Linked DNA regions of Mus musculus: region 1 is linked to region 2. The links are chromatin loops, found by intact Hi-C in ENCODE. Cell type or tissue: heart. All regions are shown on one strand. Links, peaks and the distances in the headings refer to the core of each region. The heading gives the core; the rest is flanking DNA. Region 1 overlaps Gm38709 (a long non-coding RNA gene). Region 2 overlaps Nfia (nuclear factor I/A).

What was found. Peaks named below come from ENCODE experiments on the same cell type or tissue, not always from the same donor. Only the 100,000 strongest peaks of a DNase experiment are listed, where the experiment ranks them.
Region 1: a loop joins it to region 2, with 2.6 times the contacts of the local background. A loop is called at or near these places in 3 of 42 quality-filtered maps.

The regions. Positions count from the first base shown.
Region 1 is chr4:97,752,287-97,756,678 of GRCm38, forward strand. Gm38709 (a long non-coding RNA gene) reads right to left here. Exons shown (of 5, transcript XR_003955232.1): 4 at 3,488-4,392; 5 at 1-2,519. It also overlaps a transcript of Nfia not described here. Among named protein-coding and RNA genes, the nearest start is that of Gm38709, 23 kb to the right of the region's middle. In heart, for the core only: a CTCF peak has its summit at 2,205; a DNase peak (open chromatin) is centred at 2,195; H3K4me3 peaks cover 803 bases; H3K27ac peaks cover 1,711 bases.
Region 2 is chr4:97,906,856-97,911,247 of GRCm38, forward strand. The region is part of intron 2 of Nfia (nuclear factor I/A); the gene reads left to right. Among named protein-coding and RNA genes, the nearest start is that of Gm40208, 29 kb to the right of the region's middle. In heart, for the core only: no CTCF peak of the experiment used is centred there; DNase peaks (open chromatin) are centred at 2,116 and 3,909; H3K27ac peaks cover 361 bases.

The DNA.
Region 1 (4,392 bases), core at 92-4,091, 150 kb before region 2:
TCTTTCTTTGATCGGAAAAAAGTAAAACATACCTGACTTGGATTTTTTCCCCCTACCAATTAGAACCTGTTACACTTTCCCAAGTCCATAAAAGAACTGCAGAGATAAATTTAAATAAACAATGGCAATGGGGTATGTACAGTTGTGACACTTGGTTGCAACACCATTTAGTGACAGCTTTTATCTTGAGAAAAATAGGGATGTAACTATTAATCTCTTGTGCTGCTGCAGGAGATGGGGTCCCTAAGAAGGGAATAAGCCAAATAGAAAGTGCAGTTATGGAAACAGAAAATTGAGATCCATTTTAACACTCTGGTCTTGGGATTCTAGCACTGCACTCTACCCTAGCATTAACTTAGCAGGAATATCACCCGGCCTAGTCTCTGTGTGATTCTTAAGACAAAACAAAGGGCACGCAGTGTTTTCCCTTTAAGGAGCTACAAACAATTGCTGCACGCAGTAACTCCAATAGAAGTGGTCTTCATACTCTCTGGGAGGCAGGAACTGGATTTGGCCTCTTTCTAAGGTGCAGGTGTGTGATTTTTTTCCCCCCAGAGCTGGTGGGTATAAGAGACAGAAACCACAAAGGCAGTGTGTCCTGGTGCCCTGCCCGAGCATTTAAGCAGAGAATGGTGGACATATTGAGGTTGTGCTTCCAATGCTGGCAAAGCTGAGGGATGGATGGATCCTGTCTTCTACAAACCTACACACTTTGCACTCAGCCCCCTTCCTCGGTAAACTGGATGAAAAGCACTTTTATCCCTGAAGGCATAAATGGAGACTTCACTCTCTCTTCCAGGGTCGAAACCTCTGCCAAGGGTTAAATGACAAGCTTGTAGCCCACACTTCGTGAATATAACTTACCCAGAACAAGGGAGCATTTAGTGATGTCGTGAAAGTTGGTATCCTCTTTCAAAGAGATAATTTAAGAAGATGCATAACATAGAAGGAGGACCAGGAATGTTGGGGTTCAGTTGTGTTTGCCAAGGGGATTTGGGTGGAGGTGCAGTATGTTGTGTTATCTTAGACACATGAAGTCTGAACAATGTTATGGCCTTCATAAGCTCTCCTGCCTGAGAAATTAAAAATTGCTGCCACTTTCCCCTTGAGTCCATTTTGTAAACCATGAAAAGCTGAGTATAAATGAATGAAGGTGATAGACTGCTTTGCCCCTCTCCCCTACCCCAGTATTACATTCAGGGTTCCTATTCTGCCAGTTAAAGAGCCAGGGCTTATCACACTTAAAAATGTGGGGGAAAGGTTCAAACACAGGCAGATGGGAACTTAACTCTGGGCATTAGAAGGAAGGATTACAATCAATCAATTAGTCAATCAATCAGTCAATCAATCAATCAACAGGAGAGGAAAATACCTGTTGCAGACTGCAGCAAGCAATAGGAAACAGCCCAGCCTACAGTCCTGTCTGCTCCAGAGGCTGACACTCCATGGCCCTCAGCACCCAGTGCTATGGTTCCAAAGTTGGAAACCAGGGTTTTTAGTTGGATTGGAACCAGCCTTCCCCCACACAGCCCTCTCTGTAACCAGACATTACATCTTCAGTGGCAAAGATGTTTCTATGAAACCTTGCCTCTGGAAAAACGTTTTAACCTGGTGATATACTGCAGTGTCATTAAGTTGTCCTCCAGAAGGCTTGGGAGAGCTGTGTTTTCCTGAAGGGTTCAAGGACACAATTGACGGGGCAAGAGTGAGCTTCCTTAAGTTTTTGTGTGTGTGTGCCTTGAAGAGGGCATTTTTTATTTTTATTTTGGTTGGTCTTTGGTTTGGATTGATATCTGCTTTGTTTCGGTTTTGGTTTTTAACTGCTTGCAATACTTCAAATTCGTGCAACATTTTCCCTATGAGGAGACTGATAATCTTGCTCCATCACCCTAAGCCACCGAAGACAGGCTGCTGAGGTGGTGGACAATTAGATCGGGTTCCTGGAGTTGAGGAGACAGAAAGGTTAGGATTCAGGCCTCTCAAAAATCTCTAACAGGAAAAGAAGTAGCGCCAGGGAGCGCCTTTCCAAGTGCAGCTGTGCTTAACAGTTGATCTTCCTTTCAGGACAATTCCTAAAAGGCACTCAGTGAGCTTCAGCTTCCAGAGGATCAAGGGCTGGTCAGCAGTAGCTCTCCCTCCTTCCCCTAGCATTGCTCCAGATCTCAGCGGTCCAAGGCAACGTCCAGATCAGCTCCTGGGTCAGACAGAGGGCGGCGCCTAGCTGCCACCTCCTTCAGAAGCGGAGTGGGCGGTCATGACCTTGGCCTTAGCTTCTGTGCCTCCAGCTCCTTGCCTGGAGACGCCGCTAGCTCTTCTCTGGGTCTAAAGTGGGACATTCCCGTGTTCCGGATGGGTGAGGATGAGAGTGAGAGGCAGAACTGAATTTATACTCAAATTCTCCTTGAAGTTCTCCTCGGAATCTGTGAAAACCCGCAGCATCACAAAATCCCCACAAGGATGCTCTGAGGCTGAAGCTGAGCAATTTCCATTCACCGGGCAGCAGCGTCTGGTGTCAGGTCCTTAGGAATGAGGAAAATGGGTTTCTCACGTTGAATTCCCAAAAACCTACACTTAAAGTACAAGTATACTAGATTTCCTTACTAAAACTTATAGCTTCTTTAAGGGAAGAGTTGTGCTTCTGTGATAATGATGGGAAGTCCTGGGCTGCTCAAACAACAGGCCCAAAGGGCCAGAAGCAGGGCAAGCAGGCACGGTCTACTCTGTAGTTTTATTCATTTGTTTTGGAAACATTGTTAATGAGATTGACCAAGTGGAATTGTGGGCTCATGCTAGCAAGTTGGAAGGCATCATTTTTTTTTTCTCTCCAGACCCTTTCTGACTAAAAGGGAACTTAACCCTGGAGCATAAACTCCTGCAACTTTGAAGTCCTAGGGTCATCCATTCCATTTGGGGAGTTCTAGGCCTACCAGACCTAGGCTGTCACACACAGTCCCTGCTAAAGTAGTTAATGCACTGGGGCTTCGAAGTGCACAGGCAGAAAAAAGTGGGGCATTACTTTCCAACAAGGGTGACCTAAGCCTGCCAGTGCCTACCTTGTTCTGGAAACACCTAATCCCCACTTCCTCTATAAAGCTTAAAAGCAGCTTGCCTGCAATCCCAAACTGCAAACACAAGCACAATTGGCCCCTGAAGCATTCCGTTCCTGTGACCCTTCCCAAAGCCTTGCTCAAGGATGCACTCTGGGGATCCTTTAAAGGAGAGAGAAATTCAGGCTTTCCTCTTTTCCTTTAAACCAATAATGGCACAAAGGAGCACGTCAGGGATTTGGGTTTGCTTTGGCTTCATAATTCAGTGACAGAGATTGGGCCTAAGCTTGTAACAAGCGGTGCAGGAAAGAAAGCATCACAATAGGAAAAGCAGGAATTGGAGCTTTAGCAAGGTCTCTCCCAAGAAAACCTCGACTTCCTCCTATCTGGGCAGTGAGCATCTCCTGGACATATAGATAAAGTCAATATTGAATATTTACCTTGATCTGGTGAAGTAGGAAACTCTCCAGCTCATATGGTATTTGAGTTTTTGAGGAATATTCTGGCCTACTCTTAAAAATAATAAAGACTGCCGAGCTCCTCACCTTATGCTGACATCATAAAAAAAGATAGATTAACTGCTTAGGTGCCTTATTTGAAACCCAAGGGTCCTGCAAAGATCCAGCCATTCTGACCATTGCTTGTTCTATGTATACAGTAGTGTGTTAATAACCTCCAACATGCATGTACTTGTTTCTTACCCCTGCCTTGTGGGCTAAGCACTTTCATGAGATAACTCATTTTATTATAGCACCTCAGTGAATTGGTTGATGATATATCGCTACTGCTTCTATGAATTAGTTGCAGATAAATCCCTACTACAGAAATGCAGGAAACTGAGGCAAAACTAAACTATGTAATCTACCTGGGATTACTCAACTAACACACATCAACACTAGTAAAGGGTTTGGCCGTAGCCTTCACTACATCCAACAACAATCCTTGCATGCAACCCTGCTCTCCCTGAAGTTGTTTTCTGAAATAGTAGGCAGGGTGTAATTAATCCCATTAATTTGGCCAATCTAAACAGCCAACCTGGCACAAGAGTACTGCCCACTAAAACACTACACACTCTGAATTATCCAAGTAACTCTGTACATCCTATATATAGATTATTAATAAACAAAACTGAAATTTTCCACTCTACAAATCCTTTTGGATGATCTAGATAGTCTTTCTCAAAACAGAGAGCCATAGGACATGAGCATTCTCAAAGTACATTCATTCTGTGCTAGACACACTCAGAGCTAGTTCTCCACATTAAGAATTGAGACCCACTAGACACTTTAACTACCATCCTTTCTGCACAGAGACCACCTGAAGAATGTGTCCTCTCTCTTTAATA
Region 2 (4,392 bases), core at 147-4,146:
TTCAAAATGTGGTTCAGTTAGACAGGAAAACTTCAGGAATCAGGCTTAGAACACAATTCACTCTCCATTGTGCCCAGCGAGCCTTTGCTTATTACCCATATGTTACAATGACAGAGGGAATTTTAATTCTGGCACTTTTTAATAAAGTACTTTTCACGTATACTTTCATATACAAAGAAATGAAACAGATTTCTGGGGCTACACAAATGTTTTTCTTGAGTAAAAGCTGATTACTTATTTAAAATGGGCTCACAATTTAAACCCAAATAACTTTTTTTTTTTAATGTTTCTGTTCTGAAGAGTTTTTTTCTGAAGAGAAAAAAAATGTCGCCGTGTGTTTACGCTAACATTTGCTTTTACCCATATGCTTTAAATCTGTGTATTTGCTTAAGCAAATACTGTTTATTTTTAGGACAGTTTAATTTTTCTTTGTAACTGGAATTTTTAGCAGTAATATTTTTTTTAATTGAGTTAAATAAAATTGCCCTACTTAAAGGACATTTTCTTCAGGAGTTTTGAACTGTCAAATCCTTTATTACCATTAGCTGAGATGAGGTTGGAGGCAGGAAATACTCAGAGTCCAAAGGAAGAAAGGAAAGCCAAATGAGTGTGTACCAAGCAAATCTGTTAGAACCCGAGTGTGTTCGTGTGTACCAGGCAAATCTGCTAAAACCCGAGTCTGTTCGTGTACTATTTTTTCCAAAGGTGTTTTTGTGAAAGGTGCTATTCCTTGTGCTTCTGGAAGGAGGCACAGACTTGGATGTTGATCTTTTATCTGTACAAATACATGTGTACTTTTTCAAGTTTGACAAGGAGATTGGTCATATAAATGAGGTTACATGTAGAGCTGCCCATTCTTATTTTGAGGATATGAGGTGACCATTTCAGATGGTATTGAGAGATTTCCCAGGTTTCTGACTTTCAGAGTCTGTAGGACACTGCTGTTATTCGATCTAACTTTCCTTCCAAGATTATGTGATTCTCACTTGACATTTAAGGACTAATTTTATTTAGAAAGACACTGGTTACCCCATCCCTCCTCCACATTTCCACTCCTCAAATTCACCTTTCTTACCCGGTCAACTCTGCTGCCTATGCCAAGGGCCTCTAAGCTTTTCAGGGAGACCAACTCAAACTTCCTGCACAAAAATTGCTCCAGGAAAATTCACCTTATATTTTATCCTAAGCAGTTGCCATCCATTTGAGAAAGCCTCTTGTTTGAAAACTAGGATCCTACTTCCAAGTTTCCAGATGGTTCTTGCCTGATACGAGGAGAAAAGCTTGAGGTGAAGTCTGTATGGGGGAGGAAGGAACTTTGGGTGCTGAGAAAAATCACATTTTCCTTACTGAGATATAAAACAGTAAGGGCAATTAGACATTGTGTCTAAATTAGGGAAATCAGAGGTTTCAATGAAATTTTCTAAAAAGATATTAAGTGAGTTGGCTTGAACTTAACTCTTCAATGTTTTTCTTAAATATTTTTATTAAAATTAGCTCAATTAGAATTTACTTAAATCTGACCTCTAAGTTAATGTTAACCAAAATATTTTTCTCACACTTTTGCCTTTTTTTATGCTCAATGGCAGAGAGGGAGGGAGGGAGGGAGGGAGGGAGGGAGGGAGGGGGGGAGGGAGAAGAGAAGGAAGAAGAAGAGGAGGAGGAGGAGAAAGAGAGAGGGGAAGGAGGGGTGTTCTGAAATAAATTTAAAAGACATGCTTATGGGTCTTAGACATTTCAATACACATTATGTGTCAAAGGATCTGAGACCCTGGTTTAACGTAGCAGTAGCTGCAGTTATTTGTGCACAGAGCCCTTTCTGGCTTGTAACCCTTATTACCCTCCCAAACCACACTTTAAGAAATTGTACCCTTTGGTCTTTTATCTGCATTTGGGTGACGAAACACTGTTTTGGCCTCTGTGGTGAAATCCTTTCCCTACTGATTGCTGCCCATCTCATTCTGACCCCTAGTCTGCTCAGTCTCCATTTGGGTACCAGGAGCACCCAGAGGGGACCTGACCTCACAGCCAGGGTCCTCACTGTGGCTTGGCCCACTGTGACTTACTCTCAGGACTTCACACTGTGTCCTTGGAGACAGCAGTGACTGGAACGATTCCAAGTTGGTGAAAGGGTGTTCTAATAATGCTCCAAGGTGGCACCACTTGCTGATCAAGAGGACAGGGTGAGGGTGTTGAAAATGTGCCCTGCATAGGTCATTTCACATTGCGCTGAAGCCCCTTCTTATAAGGTCTCCATTCCTGTCCCCTGCTGTTCTTAGCACCAGGGAAGTTTAGTGGCCCCCTACCCCTGCTCCTCTATTAAGTTGTTGTTACTACTTAGAAACAGACTATTATTGTTGAGATTCATGGCAAAAGACTTTACTGAACACCTCTGGTTTGAGTTTGCACTGTTTCTCAAAACTTCCCGACGTTGGGTATTCCATTATATCTGTCATGCCAGCACATGGGAGACTGAAAGCTGAAAGATGTTGAGTTTGAGGCAGACCTCAGCTGTGGAGAGTTAGAGTCCTTTCTGGGCTGTGGAGAGAACTGTTGTCTCTGAAATTTAAAAACAAAAAACAAAAATAAACAAACAAACAAAAACCCCAAACAACCCAAAGCAATTAAAGTCCATGAAGAGGAATTGATTGGAAGATTTTAACCTAAAATAAATATTTGCTATAATAGCATTTTATAATTTTTTATCTACATAGTATCTTTCGGGGAGATTTGTATGGGTGAAGCATGGGCAACTGTAGCAATGTTTTTTAAACATTTTTTCTTGTCTTCAAAAGAAGGTTTGCTTGTTCTCATTTGAGGCTGATGTCATTCTATCTGAGGAAACACAATGGTTCTTTTCTACCAAATATGTATGTTTGTATCTTTGTAAAAGTTTTAGATTTGTGGGTGTGTACAGTCCCCACTGGTATGAGAGATAAAAGTTATTTTAGTGCTTGAGCAATGCTGTGCTAAAAAAAAAATTCTAAAACACATACTCAATGCAACATCCATTTTAATCGTCTTAACAAGTAGACTATATAATTCCAGAAGATTCAGCACAATTCATTAGATAAATGGCTTGCAATTTTAACAGACCACAAACATATATTTACAAATTATTAAAAGTGAAACAAGGTCCTGGTGGTAATTCATGCAATCACATTAACTAATGCATTAATTGGTGATATGATTTGGAGGCGGGTGCTGTATATCAAATGTAGGCACGATCTCTACCACTGAGCCACTCAGCCCCAAACCTTAAGTAATATGTTTCCTGTACCCAGCAAAAGAAATGAAATGTTCCACATCCAAGAAATACGATTAGCAGAGAAAAATCCAACTCTGGCAGGAACTGCTATTTGTGGACTACTTAATGTGGTGTGTGGTATCCCTACAGGAGTATGTGGGGCCGGGCTTCCTAAGCCCAAATCCTGCCTTATGCTATGGGCCATTAGCACCACTTGGGAAGTAACATGTGCCTCAGTAGTTAGCACTTAGGCTGTGTTTTAACAAGTCTCCAGATATGTATTTACATGATAGACTATACTGACACCTTTCAGTGCTATCTGTCAATCATGGTTTAATAACGCTCCTCCATACAGGGTTCGTTTTTATTGTCTCTCTATTTATTTTATATTTTCAGGAATTCATGGTCACCTGACCCCTTGGCAGCCTTCTGAAAGCCCACACAAACCTTGCTTCCCAGGGCTGGAAAGGGTGTTCCAACCCTTGTGAAAGAGAAAAGCAGAAGTAAGGGCAAAGCCAGTTGGAAGGGATCGGCAGAGGCGCCTCCTCTCACGAGATGCTTTCATTACGTGCTTGGCAGCCACCTGCCTCCATCTTTTTATTTTCCTTTTTAGTGAAAGGATTTTACATCAGTAGATATTATTAAAAAGATCTTATTTAACATGCAGACGCATTTTGTGCGCAAGCGACTGACTGCTTGCTCAAGAGTCTAGGAAGGCTTCGTGGGAAGAGCGCAGCAATCTGAGCCATATGTATCGGGCAGGTTGCCAGTTGTTGCCAATATGCCCAAACCACCTGGCCGTGCACTCAGCCAAGTGTGCCACTGTGACCAGCCGGCTCGAACCTCGCCGCCTTTCAGGGCTTAGGAGCTCTGAAGGCCTGAGCTGTACTGTTTTGCCCCGCTGCCAGCGGTTCCCACTCCCACAAACTGTGCAGCTACACTGACCGGTGACTCACAAACGCCCATTTTCAAAGGAGCTCTCCCTTTGTTTAAGGCCCATTCACTGGTGTTGAACCCGTGCCATTAGATGAGCCTGGAGATACTGCCTGGAACCTTCCCCCATATGCGGTAGACAGACACAGCCTGGCTGGCTCTGCTGCTCCCCAGCCTGTAGCGACAGGGTTTGAGATTCGGCTTCGCCAAGATTT